Regions from separate parts of the Homo sapiens genome. Here region 2 is linked to region 1. The links are chromatin contacts, found by Hi-C in ENCODE. All regions are on one chromosome and are shown on one strand. The core of a region is the stretch at or near the end of the contact, and the rest is flanking DNA. Distances in the headings are between cores, read along the strand shown.

What was found. A loop is a pair of places that touch in the nucleus more often than their neighbours do. Pooled maps may share reads with other maps.
Region 2: a loop to region 1 is called in a map of naive thymus-derived CD4-positive, alpha-beta T cell, with 6 times the contacts of the local background. The contact joins the promoter of MTHFS here to the promoter of MESD in region 1. A Hi-C loop is called at or near these places in 2 of 168 maps with a recorded cell type or tissue (CD8-positive, alpha-beta T cell and naive thymus-derived CD4-positive, alpha-beta T cell), 2 of 37 single-sample maps with no recorded cell type and 11 of 50 pooled maps.

Annotation. Positions count from the first base shown.
Region 1 is chr15:80,986,751-80,993,896 of GRCh38, reverse strand. MESD (mesoderm development LRP chaperone) reads left to right here and starts at 4,078. Exons shown (of 3, transcript NM_015154.3): 1 at 4,078-4,318. The coding sequence starts at 4,106. RefSeq lists a silencer at 3,805-4,084 and enhancers at 3,835-4,129, 3,769-4,382, 4,115-4,394, 4,383-4,997.
Region 2 is chr15:79,892,837-79,899,982 of GRCh38, reverse strand. It overlaps MTHFS (methenyltetrahydrofolate synthetase), which reads left to right and starts at 2,969. Exons shown (of 3, transcript NM_006441.4): 1 at 2,969-3,111. The coding sequence starts at 2,995. All of the region lies in intron 2 of ST20-MTHFS (ST20-MTHFS readthrough), which reads left to right. ST20 (suppressor of tumorigenicity 20) reads left to right here. Exons shown (of 3, transcript NR_037653.2): 3 at 858-1,141. RefSeq lists an enhancer at 2,471-2,520 and a silencer at 2,661-2,960.

The DNA of each region.
Region 1 (7,146 bases), core at 2,829-5,328:
ATATTAACATTACTATTATTTTCATTGTCTGTTTCCTCAGAGTCAAGTTCTTGGAAGTAGACTTGCTAATCATATTATGCACTTTTTTGTGGGGAGGGGGAGTTGATACATTTCACCTAATTTTCAAGCAGAAAACTCCATCCCCCGAGAAGTGAGTGAGAAGACTTCTTTCCTTAGCCTTGTCAACAGTGTATACTGTCTGTATTTTTATCCAGGATCAACTGATAATTTAAAAATTATAACATGTTTGAATTTGCATTTTTTGATATTAGAGAGATTCTGTGTTTTGTTTTGTTTTTGCCACATGTGAACTGGCCATTTATATTTATTCTTTTGGGAATTACCTATTCATGTCCTAGACCGTTTTTCATTTGGTTGTTCATCTTTTTCTTATTGATTTATAAGTTGTTTTTTTTTTTTGGAGACAGAGTGTTACTCTGTCACCCAGGCTAGAGTGCAGTGGCACAACCTCGGCTCACTGCCACCTCTGCCTCCCGGGTTCAAGCAATTCTCCTGCCTCAGCCTCCCGAGTAGCTGGGATTACAGGTGCATGCCACCACACCCAGCTAATTTTTGTATTTTTAGTAGAGACGGGGTTTCACCATCTTGGCCAGGCTGGTCTCAAACTCCTGACCTCAGGCGATCTGCCCGCCTCAGCCTCCCAAAGTGCTGGGATTATAGGCATGAGCCACCATGCCCAGCCAGGAAAACACAATTTTAATTATTATGTTTAACTCTGTGAGTATGCTCTTCTGCCCAAAAATAATGGTGGTGACCAGGAATGGACACCTGCCTCAGACTGGGCCAGTCACATTCTCTACTGAAAATCTGAAATTCCAACAAAAGGCAACGAGTTAGTTGCTACCAATATTTAGCAACTACAATGAATGATTCGTGTCTATGTAATTAAATTTTTTAAGTGAGTAAATTTAGGGGCTGGTAAAACCCAGGAAGTATGCAGTACGTCTATTCTTACATTGGATTAAAAAGCAACAAAAGTGCAAAATGGTAAATACTCATTACCTCTCTCAGCCCATCCCCAGGCCTCTCCTCCTATGCCTTCCCATGAGTCAGTCATTAGAGGGTTAATGTTTGGCACAATGGTGACTGTACCCATCAGCTCATCTGCCTCAGTTCTGATTAACTGGTAATTGTGCTACTCCAGTTTTTCAACATTTTGAATATTACCCCCGCCTGCTTCCAAATAGTACTAGAAAGTCTTGCTTCACCCTCCTCTGTTGTGGAATGATGCATGCCAGGATGAGCTCAGGTTAAGACACTAATTAGATCTGAGATTCAACTTTACCATCCACAGTCACTGAATCACTTAGAGGTGGGGTTAGTATTAACCCCAGAGCACTGAAGAGACTTGTGGCTTCACTTAGGCCATGAGCACACAATCTTTCACATCTGTCCTCTCCAGTCTACACTGCACCACCTGGTACCTGGCACAGACTCTTGTCCCATCTGAGTGCTCCTCGCTCCAGACTTTTCAATGCATTTTCCATTTGGCTCCCAATTTAACCATCCTGAGTGCCTCACTGATTAACCTAGATGGTGCTGTGGCGGAAGAAGGACTCCAAGAAGACTGGACCTTGTTATCCAGTACACCTCGGCTTAGATTCTTGCCTTGCCGCTGCACTAGCTGTGCAGCCTCAGACAAATTGTGTAATTGTAAAACCAGGATTTCCTCTTATTTAAATTGGAGAGATTATCATCATCATCACATCATCCCTTTGGGCCCGGATCTCCTGTAATCTGCATGAAATTTACTGCATATTGTTTATCTGCTCTGCCAGAGTAAGGATATTGTTATATTCATTTTTGCATCAGTGCCTCACCTGATTCTTGGTTAACAATAGGTCTTTGGTAAATAAAATTCCCCCCAAGTTGAATGGAATCAAGTTCCAAACACTAAAGTAAGTTTCAAATATCCAAATGTTGAAAATGCAATTGATCCAGATGTTTTCATATCAGTGGATTATATGCCGAATTGATTTCCTCCTTAGAGGAAAGTCAGTAGCCCTGAAACTTTCTACACATTCCCAACAATTTCTGTAAAACTTTCAATGATCTTATTCTCTATAACTAGATATGTGGGCCAAGAATCCCAACACGTTTGCCCCTTAACTTTGAAGCTGGCAATATGAATTACCAGGGTGACCCCTCCCAGTAGAGCACATGATCAGCCACAGCTGTGCATGTTTTTTAGTATGACTGCACTAGGATAGGGCTCCAAGCCACTGGGTGGAGCAATGTGCTCTGGGGAGAAAGCTCATGACATTTCCCCTATGATTTCACAAAAGAAAAAATCTTTTTCTTATGAGTTGTTTCTGCTCAACGTCAATAGGAAAGGTCATAGCTTAGCGTGTTTACATACAGATGCATGCATGAATATGTAGAATATCAGCCACTCCTACGGTGTGAGAGAATTTAAATTGCACTGGTCCTAAGAGTGAAGGAAAGCAGGCGTAGTTGCCTACTCAACCTCCACTTTATTCTTTTCCCTTTATAACAATCCTAATTTCATTTGAGATGACAATGTATACAGCTAGAAGACAATTTCTCAGCCTCCCTTGGAGAGCTAGGTTCCAGCCAATGAGATGTAAACAGAAATGTATGCAATGTTCAAGTAGGCTGCTTAAAAGAAGTTGACTCCACTTGAAAGGTGTGCTTGGTTTGGCCTGCCTTCTCCCTTCCTCTGGTTGAATGTCATCTTGATGACTGGAGCTCCAGGAGCCATCCTGGAATTTCTGACCTTGAGGGTGGAAGCCACAGGCTAATATGATAGAAGGATGAGGAAGAGGCTGAGTACCAGATGGCTGAGAAGCCACTATACCAGCCCTAGTTTCGAGTTTACACTGCTTCTGTGAAAGAAAAGTCAATCACAATAAAACCTTTTATCTTGTTTAAACCACCTTAAAAAGTCAGTTTTCTTTTATATGCAGCCTACTAATCCTATCCAAACAAGGCTTGAATAAGGTTTACTACAGCTCTTTTTTGTTGTAATAGCAGAAAAATTGGTAATAAATGCCCATCAATAGGAAAATAAACTATTAATTTAACAATACCAAATAAAACTGTGCAGCAGTATAAAGAATGAAGCGTTTTTTGTTGTTGTTTTTGAGATGCGGGTCTTGCTTTATTGCCCAGTCTGGTCTCAAACTCCTAAACTCAAATTATCGTCCTACCTCAGCCTCCCAAAGTGCTGGGATTATAAAGGCTTAAGCCACCGTGCGGCCTTTGGTTTTTTTTGTTTTTTGTTTTTTAAGGTCTTATGTAATTAAACATTTTAAAGACATCAGCTGATGAGCCGTTTAAAACAAGAAGAATCTCAAAGCATCTTTGGCCAAAATCTTTTTAAGAAACAAAAAGTAGCGTGATTCAGCCTTGAAAAGGATTAGTTAGAGCCTACAGTATTAGGTTGAAATCAAAGAAAGGCAAGCTTTTTTTTTTTTGGATGAATAGTAATGATCTTTTTGGAAAAAAAAAACAAATATTGAAAGCTGGTTGAACTGAATCCTCTTTATTGATGAGGAAAGCAGTGGACTCGAACTATTTATGACTTTCTGAAAAAAGTTGCCCTACCTGCCACTCACTTCTTTTTAACTGGCTGTTCTCAAAGGAAATTGCAAGAGACTGAGGATAAACGTCCGACATCCAGAAATGGGCTTTTTTAGAGCCGAGGCAGCCTCCAGAACTTCCAGTTCCAATTTATTTCACAGGCGAGAAACTGAGGTCAACAGGGACGTTGGTTAGTGGTTCCTGGAGGCCCTGAAGGAACTTTTGGACCTGGCTTGTGCGTTCCAGAGAAAAAGGTCGGCCTCTGACGGAAAACGAAAAATGAGCACTCAGGGACCCACCCAGCCGGGACAGAGCGCCTCAGCCGGACCAAGAGGAGGAGCCAGTGGGGCGGGGCCAAAATGGCGGAGGGGCGGGGCTTCCAGAGGCGGGGGTTAGGAAATGGTACGGGGCGGGGCCCGGTAGGCTAGCGAGGGCCGGGAGGCGGGGCCTCGGAAAGGCGGACAGGAAGGCGTGTGCAAGGCGGGGTCCGGCCCGCGCAGGTCGGGTAAGCGCGTCTAGGGCGCTGCGCGGCGCAGCGAAAATGGCGGCTTCCAGGTGGGCGCGCAAGGCCGTGGTCCTGCTTTGTGCCTCTGACCTGCTGCTGCTGCTGCTACTGCTACCACCGCCTGGGTCCTGCGCGGCCGAAGGCTCGCCCGGGACGCCCGACGAGTCTACCCCACCTCCCCGGAAGAAGAAGAAGGATATTCGCGATTACAATGATGCAGACATGGCGCGTCTTCTGGAGCAATGGGAGGTCCGCGGCGCGCGCACACCCTCCCGGCTCTTCTCTGTGCGGGACCCTGTTCCCTATGACCCCTTACCTGTTCTGTCTTGGGACCTTTCTGACCCCCTAACCTCCTCTACTCATGCCTTGAATCCTTACTGACCCACTGAAGCCACTGTTGACCCTCCATTCCTCCTCTGACCCGCGCGCCCTGCTGACCCTCGCTCCAGCCCTCTGTCATTCCAGTGCCCTGTTCCTCCTGCCATTTCTCAAACCACTTCAATCACGGATCTGCCCCTCACTGTTCAGCTTTGCTCTCCCTTCACCCTTCAGTGCCCTGGTTGTCTTTGCGTTGATTCTTGTGGTCAGTGAGCCCTGCAAACAGGGAGAGTGACCTTTCCCAATCTACTAAAGAGCATTTCCTTCTGTTTTGCGGTGAGTGGGTGGGAGAGTGGGTTGCAGTGAAGATGGTCTTCCTTAATGGTTATCTCAGCTGTCTTCTAAATCAGTATAATTTTAGACTTCCTATTTTGGTATATGTCCCTGCTGGGAATTTTGTGCTTTTTGTGGGTGGATTTATTTTACTGAGGGGAGAAGTATCAATGGCTAATGGCTCTGTATCGTGAAACTCACGCTTTTTGTTCAAAGGAGAGTAAGTTTTCTGGTTTGTCACTTGGACGCACCGGAGTGTGCAGTTACAGGGAGTGTGTAATACGCTTTAAGGTAAAGATTACTGGCCAAAACCACATTGCTGCCTTTTCCCCTTCCTAAGGTGATTGTATCGTCCTGGTTGACTTGCATAGCTGTGGAACCTTGGGCAGGTTATGTCTAGTTTCTAGGCCTCGGTTTCTTTATCTGCAACATGAGGAGGTTAGGATGGGTCCTAAGATTCCTTCCAACACTGATGTTTTGTTATTTTGTGATTATCTCTGTGTGTGTTACGGGAGAAGGGAAAGACTTTCAGACAAGAGTTTAAAATACCACCTGATGCATCTGACTAGAAGAATGCAGGCTTGTGTTTTCATGTGGTCATCAACAGCTGATGGAAAGATTGGGATAGATTTGAGTGTAGAGAGAACGTCCCCATTCACCGTCTCCCTTGCAATCTCCTTGTCTCTTTTTGGACTCCAGCAAATAAAGCCTTTTGATCTGCCAGAGTGAGAACATCACCTCATGAGAAATCCTCCCCTTGACCTACTCAGACCCTGAGCTAGACGAAGAGGGTGCTGAAGAGATGAACAAAGATTGCACTGGGAACAGTAGATAACAGGATGGATGAGTGGGGAGAGACTTTGAAGGCCAAGAAAAACACATTATCTCATTTAATCCTTTTACCCCATCCATGAGGGAGGTACTTATCCCTATTTTCTAGATGATGACATTGAGACACAAAGAGGTTAAATAACTTGCTCCACATCGCACAGCAAGCTAGCTGAGTTTCAAATTCTTTCGCGACTTTTAGAGCCAGTTCTTTGAACTGTTTTACCTGTACTGCCACACATGTTGGTGACAGAAGTGCAAATGAAGGATAGTGAGGAAGACGTGGATTAAGCTAGAAACTGCAGGAGCAGAGTAGAAGGGAGAAATGTGAGATTTTTATACTTTTAACAGGACTTGATGGTTGATTTTGTTTTTTAAATTATTTTTTATAGAGACAGGGTCTCCTTATGTTGGCTGGGCTGGTTTTGAACTCTTGGCCTTTGCAGTCCTCCCACCTTGGCTTCCCAAAGTGTTGGGATTACGGGCGTGAGCCACCATGCCTGGGCAATTGATTGATTTTGTGAATAGCAGGGCCACATAATGTAGTAAAAAGACAGGTTGGCTGGGCGCAGTGGCTCACGCCTGTAATCCCAACACTTTGGGAGGCAAAGGCGGGTGCATCACCTGAGGTCAGGAGTTCAAGACCAGCCTGGCCAACATGGTGAAACTCCATCTCTACTAAAAATAAAAAAATTAGTTGGGCATGGTGGCGGGCACCTGTAATCCCAGCTACTTGGGAGGCTGAGGCACAAGAATCGCTTGAACCAGGGAGGTGGAGGTTGCAGTGAGCCAAGATCATGCCACTGCACTCCAGCCTGGGCGACAGGGTGAGACTCTGTCTCAAAAAAAAAAAAAAAGACAGATTTTGAACTCAGCTTTACCCCTCACTAGCTACTTCATCCTAGTTTTACGTATCTGTAAAGCCAGATAACGCCCTACTTTGCAGGGTGCCATGCGGATTAAATGAGTTAATGTTTGTAGACGCTCTACAGACATGAGGACTCTTCCCCAGTAGCAGTGTTTTTTATGTGGGAGAGCGTATCCATCTCTGTGGGTGCTTTTTTTGTAGGAAGCAGTTCTTCTCCTCTTGTGACCATCTCTAAATCCATACCCTCACTCCTTCCCCAGCAGTGTGAGAAACAGTGCTTCAGTGAGAGGCTGTGCCTCAGAGGTGTGGAGAGGTGAGAATTCCTTCCATTGTGTTACAACTAATTCTGAGTCCCAATTGGTGTAGAAAAACCAAAGGTGGTTATTACATTTTACATTATGATAGCCAGGTATAATGGGAAGAGGCAGTTGGAGGGATTTGGAGCCAGAAATGTGGTTTGCACTTCTAGCATGTGAGTAAATTAAGTAAATCATTTATCCTCTCTGAACATCATCTTCCTTGTATATTAAATGGAACCGGGTAGGATTGTTCTGAAGGTTGGAGATAATATATGTAGAGTGCCTGGGACTTAGTAGCTACTTAGTAGATGTCACTTATTATTAATATCAAGAACCATGGGAGGAAGAAGAGGATTTGCAGAAAGGGGAGCTCAGCTTTGTAGCTACTGACTTAGACAAACAGTAATGAAGGAGCTCTAAAGCCAGTTGAA
Region 2 (7,146 bases), core at 1,720-4,219, 1.1 Mb after region 1:
TCGAATATTTTGGCACTTGTTTGGAAATGTATGGAGTGGAAAGAAGTAGGGTATTTGCATTCTAATCCAGGTCCAGGCACCAAGGGTTTGGCTAATCTTAGATAACTGATTTTTTTTGTGGGCCTCACTTTCCTCATTTGTTAAGAGAGAGCATTAGGCTAGATGATCTCAGAGGGACTTTTCAGTGAGGATTCTATGATTATAGATTGTAAATTAAATAAAATGTCCAGTTAATTGGGTTATCCTACATTTTTAAAACTATGTCCGATCACAAAGAGAGTAGATTATAAAAGAAACCATCAACCTTTTCATAGCTTCAAAGGTATTGGTTTAATTTGGATTTACTGTGAGTTCTCATGAGTTTCAATACAATGCAGTTTACAGTATAATAGAATTCATATTACAAATATAAGTGCATTGAAATCAATGTTGGACAATTAAACAAGAACAAGAACAAAAAGACTTTTTATCCTCTAGAGCTGTGCTTGCTGTTCACTATGGTAGTAAAATGTGGCTAGTCTGAATTAAGATACGCTGTAAGTACTAAATACTCATGAGATTTTGAAGGTTTGTTATGAAAAAAACTATCTCATTAGTGATTTGACATTGATTACATACAGAAATCATTATCACTAAATATATCTTAAAAATTAATTTTTCCTATTTTTGTACTTTTTAAAATGTGGCTACCAAAAATTAAAATTACAGATGTAGGCCACACTGTGTTTCTGTTACACAATGCTCCTTTAGAGGGATAGAAGATTATTTGCATTATTTAAATGAAAATATTTTTGCTTTTTATTCCAGCATACTTAATCTCCAATGATTTTTAAAATGTTAAATTTATTCTCTCATAGGAAAATGGCTTTGTAAAGAAGCTTGAGCCTAAATCTGGCTGGATGACTTTTCTAGAAGTTACAGGAAAGATCTGTGAAATGCTCTTCTGTCCTGAAGCAATACTGTTGACCAGAAAGGACACTCCATATTGTGAAACCGGCCTAATTTTTCTGACTCTTACGAAAACGATTGCCAACACATACTTCTACTTTTAAATAAACAACTTTGATGATGTAACTTGACCTTCCAGAGTTACAGAAATTTTGTCCCTATTTAATGAATAAATTGTATGTATTTTTCTCTATATGCCATTTTTGTCTTCAGTTTTGGAGTCTGGCTGGAAATTCAGCCAAAGGGTAAAAGCTCAACACAGGATCCAGGCAATTAATTATGGGATGATGACCAGGAAGGCGGTGTCTTTTCTGCCCCAGGCAGACTTTTAAGGTGTGCCATTACCCCAAAAGTCCTTTTCTGTGTCACTAGGCTAGACTGCAGACTAGACTGAGAAGCGGACTCAGGCTAGAAGCAGACTCAGGTCGGCTTCCCTCTTCCCTCCTTCCTTCCCATGCTTTCTGCAGTTTCCAGTGCCCCTGGCTGCTTAAGAGTTTCCATTGATGCCTCCTCCCCAGCCTTCTCTCTCTGGCTTGCCATTTGGGGTTGATGGATATGGCAACCTGATATGCAGGATACTCTGGGATATTCTGAACAAAGAAAATTGGTAAATGATTCAACGTGGAGCTAGTGTTAATTTTAATTTTTATTTTTTGGTAAAAATGAACAGATTAGAAAAGTACGTAGTTTGTTAGACCTCGTGTTCTAACTTTTAGGTCAGCAAATCTAATTGCACTATGTATACGCTGTACCTGCCTGGCCTTCCCTTTTTCTTACAACACAGTCCCCCTGGGACTTGCATTAGCTTTCCCTGGAAGCTGTTGATAGATTCCATAAAGAAGCCAGAACTCCCCTCTCAAGCCATGTGCATTCTCACCGGGCACTTAATTAATGCTTTACCTAGGAGGTGTGATTCTTAACGGTGGGGATTAAGACACTGGGGCGGTCAGTAGGGACGTATTTTTGGCAGAGACAGCTCTGGTTTTCTTAGGAAGTCACATCTGAGAGGCAACCGTCTATGCCATCTGAGGCGCCTGTCTACTGGGAGCAGTTTAAGACTTAACAGTTTCTTTTACCTCTTCCTGCAAGTGCCTCACCCACCCCCCAACTGCTTTTAGTTTTAATTCATTTTTGTGTTTTAATCAGAGCTGAGTGGTGGGAATGAACAGTCACTGATGGTTATAACAGGAAGTACCTATGTGGGCACTATTACCTGGAATACATTCACACTAGAAACCCGCAAAATTTGGCTTTTACACTACAGTTATTGCTTTAGCAGTGTTCCCGATTATGTATCATCTATACATTCATCACATAAGGACATTTCCATCAACCACTGTGGTCCCTTAAGATTATAATGGAGCTGAAAAATTCCTAATACCTACTGATGTGGTAGCCAACCAACACATTACCTTTTCTGTGTTTAGATACACAAGTATCACGGTGCTTACAATTGCCTACAGTATTCGGTACAAAATACGCTGTACAGGTGTGTAGCATAGGTGTGTAGTAACTTTGTGTAACTACACTCTGATGTTTGCACAAGAAGGAAATCGGGGCATCTGTCAGACCTATCCCTGTAGTTAAGCGACTCGTGACGATTTCGCTACATGTCCTGCCTTGCCCTTCTTTTCTGGCCCCTGAAGTCCCACTACTGAACAGTACAAGAGATGCCAGGCACCGTGGGTACTGCCGGCCATCTTTACCATCCCCGCCAGTGGCGCTGCCGCCTCCGCGGTCCCGGTGAGGGCCCAGGCTCAGGGAGGTCAGGCGGCAGGGCAGCGACGGCGCCTCGCCACCGCTCCCCTAACCGGGGAGGGCGAGCCGGACCACGGGGACCGCACGAGGGCTGGGTCCCAAGGGCCAGAGGCGAGGTAAGCGCGCGGCGCGCCGCGGGCCCGCGTCCCGGAAGCGGGGTGGGGGCGCTTCCCCGAGCCCCGACCCGCCCCTAGGCCGCGGATCCACCTGGGAGCGGCCAGGGGCGGAGACCGAACCCGAGGGCGCCCAGGGCGCCGAGGGCGGGACTGGACTCGGCTTGGGCGTGAGATGGCGGCGGCAGCGGTGAGCAGCGCCAAGCGGAGCCTGCGGGGAGAGCTGAAGCAGCGTCTGCGGGCGATGAGTGCCGAGGAGCGGCTACGCCAGTCCCGCGTACTGAGCCAGAAGGTGCGAGGCCGCCCGTAGCGGAAGCCGCGGCGGACAGACCCTCCGAAGGCCTGGCGGCCAGCGATTGCTGATCTGTGCATGGTCCGTGCTGGCGCTGGGCTAGGCGCCCCCCCACCCCCCGGCGCGCGCACGTTTCCCCTCCCGGCGCGCGCACGCCCCCTAGTCGTGGTCTGGACGCTCTTGGCACTATGGCGGGGAGAGGGCCCGGTAGTGAAAGTTGTGGGGCTAAAGAGCGAGAGGACGGCAGGGGTTGACAGATTTATCTCTGGGAGGGGAGTTTGTTTGCATGGGTGGCTCTTTTGGTGCTCGAAAACCCTCCGTGGGGATGACGGTGCTGTGGTGAGAGCACGGTGAGAACAGAAAGTTGTGGTAGAGGAGATGGGTGAACACCTGAGTGCCCAGGTTCCCTCAGTGAGGCCTAAAGTTAATGAGCTACGAGTAAGACTCCGGTTATATTAGTAAAATGGCCAGAGAAAGATGCAGGTGCTTTAGACGAGGGAACACCAAAAAAGGTGTGGAGATGCCAAAGGGCAGAACTCAGAGGTTGACTGGACTTCACTAAGCATATGGAGGGCTAAGGCTGTGTCTCAGTAGCTCCAGGGCCTAGGCTTTTCCTGTCTCAGAGTTGGTCAACATTAAATGCTTTTTCTTGAGTGAACGAAAGGAAGACTTGGCTATCATATCCAGGCTTCCCAAGAACGTAGGAAACAGAAGAGAGAAATGAGAGGAATAAGTGAGGGTCCGTGTTTGTTGGTTAGCAGACCTCTGTTTCATTACTTTCACCAACTGCACTGCTATGTATTTTTAGTCTATGTAATGTCAGTTTTCTTATCAATAAAATGGCAGTCATATCCTGTTGTGAAGGCATGTTCTAAAGAGTTTTTGGGGACTCATTTTTGTTAGACACCAGAGGAAGAAAAATTTAATGTCCCCTGAATAAGTACGTATTTGTAATTCTGTTGTAAGTCAAACTGATGATCTGTCTTCCCAGCATCATGCTTCAGAGACACCAGATATTTGGAAACTTGATGTTCCTTGGAATTAGTTATACCATCAGGCTTTCTTAATTACCCTTCACTATTCTATTATCCGTTATTTACTCAAATTCAAGGTGCCTATGGGTTAAAGCAGTAAAGCATATATGCTCATTTCACCCCTCTCTTCATCTATGTAGGTGTGTATGAGGGAATCTATACAGATGTTAATTCGTTCGTTCAAACAGAATTATTTTAGCTATTATGAGGAAGCATTGCTGGGTGTTTTAGTAGATGTAAAGGATATAGACTCTTGTCCTTACTATCTAGTTGTTTAAAATTTAGCTAATTCATTCACATATGTTGAACACCTATGTAGTGCACACTTGGCTATATACTGGGTTGTGGAGATGAAAAAGATATGATTGTTGCTCTAAAGGAGCAGAGAGCCTAGAAGAGGAAACAGACATGAATAAAGAATTGCATTGAAGCCAGATATATGATAAAGGTAAACACCAATGTTGTGGAAACATAGCCTTGGGGAGGGGAAATTGGAAAGCTTTCTATTGGAAAATGTTTGAGATGAATTTCGGAGAACAAGATGAATTCTTTCAGGTGAAGGGAAAGATGGGATAGGGGAGTGTGAGTAGGGATATTTAGGCAAGAGATGACAGGATACAGTTTAGCATGGGCTTTGGAACTGCACAGATCTGGGCTGAATCTGGCGCCATTGTTTTTTAACTGTATATCCTTGGACAGGTCTCATAATCTCTCAGAACCTTTGGTTCCTTGTCTATAAAATGGATAATATCACTCTTGTAGGTCGATTGTGAGAGTTAAAGAAGTGTGTAAAGGGATGTATTCAGAGCTTTACCTATTGTTTGTTATGTCCTTTAGGAAGAGTATAATGGCAGCATTTGGATAATGGGTTGAGGAAGGAAGAAAGAAAAAAAATATGGAGACCAGTAAGGGGCTGTTGTGCCAATTCAAGTGAAAGATGAAAAATATGCAAACCAGAGCATGGGCAGTGAAGATGAGGGGAAAGGAGGCAAATGGGAGACTGTTAAGTGAGAAACAGCAGGACTTGGCAACTGATTGGAAGAGGTTAGAGAATACTGGAAGGGGAGGAGAGTCACCAGTGATTCCAAAATTTAGAGCTTGGTATAATGGTGTTTAGCCTTAGGCATAAAGAAGGTAGGAATTGGAACAAATTTTGGAGGGGCATGGGGAAAATAAAGATGAATTCAGTTTCTAATCTTCTACGTTGTCTTTCTCCGTAGAAGATTAGAATTCATAAACTATAGATGGAAATAGTTTACATAGATACAGAGTCACTGACAGCAATAGAATGACGACTGAGAGCTGGCATTAAAGGAGGAGAGAGAAAAATTAAAAAGCAGACCCATGACCCTCAGTAATAAATACATTTTACTCTGTACAAACAAATATACACATACAAGGAACATTTTACAGCTCTTAAGCACATACAATGAAATTTAATATTTTCTTTTTTTTTCAAGACAGAGTCTTGCTCTGTCGCCCAGGCTGGAGTGCGGTGGCATGATCTCGGCTCACTGCAACCTCTGCCTCCCACGTTCAAGCGATTCTCCTGCCTCAGCCTCCCAAGTAGCTGGGATTACAGGCACGTGCCGCCATGCTCAGCTAATTTTTCTATTTTTAGTAGAGACGGGGTTTCACCATGTTGGCCAGGGTGGTCTCGAACTCGACCTCGTGATCTTCCCGCCTCTGCCTCCCAAAGTGCTGGGATTACAGGCGTGAGCCACTGTGCCTGGCTCGAACTTTAATATTTTCTATTCTATTTCATTTAAAAATTGTAGCCCACTATTGATTTCATGACTAACCAATGGATCATCACTGGAAACATCAGTGTACTGTGTAGTGTTTTGCCATAGTGAATGCTCAATAAAGGTGTTAAATGATGTCTTTCATTTAGAAAAGCGTATTTATTCTTATTGGCACTGTACCTTTTTATAACTTAGAAATTTATCAGAGAAGTAATTTAAATGGTAAAGAAATTCAGGTTTATGTCATATCTTGATTCCCTAAGATGAGGAAATTAGTGCCCCTTTACTCACTGTGTTTTCTACTCCCTCTGTCAGTTTCTGACATTTATATTGTTATATTTATGTTGTCAAGTTTTGTAATTTTTCTTTTTCTTTTTCCTTTTTTTTTTTTTTTTGAGAGGGAGTCTCGCTCTGTTGCCCAGGCTGTTATGCAGTGGCGTGATCTCGGCTTACTGCAAGCTCTGCTTCCCGGGTTCATGCCATTCTCCTGTCTCAGCTTCACAAGTAGCTGGGACTACAGGCGCCCGCCACCACGCCCGACTAATTTTTTGTATTTTTAGTAGAGATGGGGTTTCACCGTGTTAGCCAGGATGGTCTCGATCTCCTGACCTCGTGATCCGCCTGCCTCGGCCTCCCAAAGTACTGGGATTACAGGCGTGAGCCACCGCGCCTAGCCAGTTTTTCATTTTTTGAGACAAAGTATCGCTTTGTTGCCCAGGCTGGAGTGCAGTGGCGCAATCTTGGCTCACTGCAACCTTCGCCTCCCGGGTTCAAGGAGTTCTGTGCCTCAGCCTCCCAAGTAGCTGGGATTACAGGCGCCTGCCGCCACGCCTGACTAATTTTTGTATTTTTTGTAGAGACAGGGTTTCATCATCTTGGCCCGGCTGATGTTGAACTCCTGACCTCATGATCCACCTGCCTCGGCCTGCCAAAGTGCTGGGATTACAGGCATGAGCCACCACGCCTGGCCAGGTTTTGTAATATTTAAACTTTGTTCTGTAACTATAATGAGTCTACTGAGCAGTATTTGTGACCGATTTCCAAACTTGAGATTTCAGTAAATTGTATTTACAGTAAACAGTATTTACAAAAATATGTAAAGCACTGAATACATACCTTGTATTTATTTTTTTAATTTTTTTTTAGATGGAGTCTCGCTCTGTTGCCAGGCTGGAGTGCAGTGGCCCAATCTCGGCTCACTGCAACCTCCGCCTCCCGGGTTCAAGCGATTCTCCTGGCTCAGCCTCCCGAGTAGC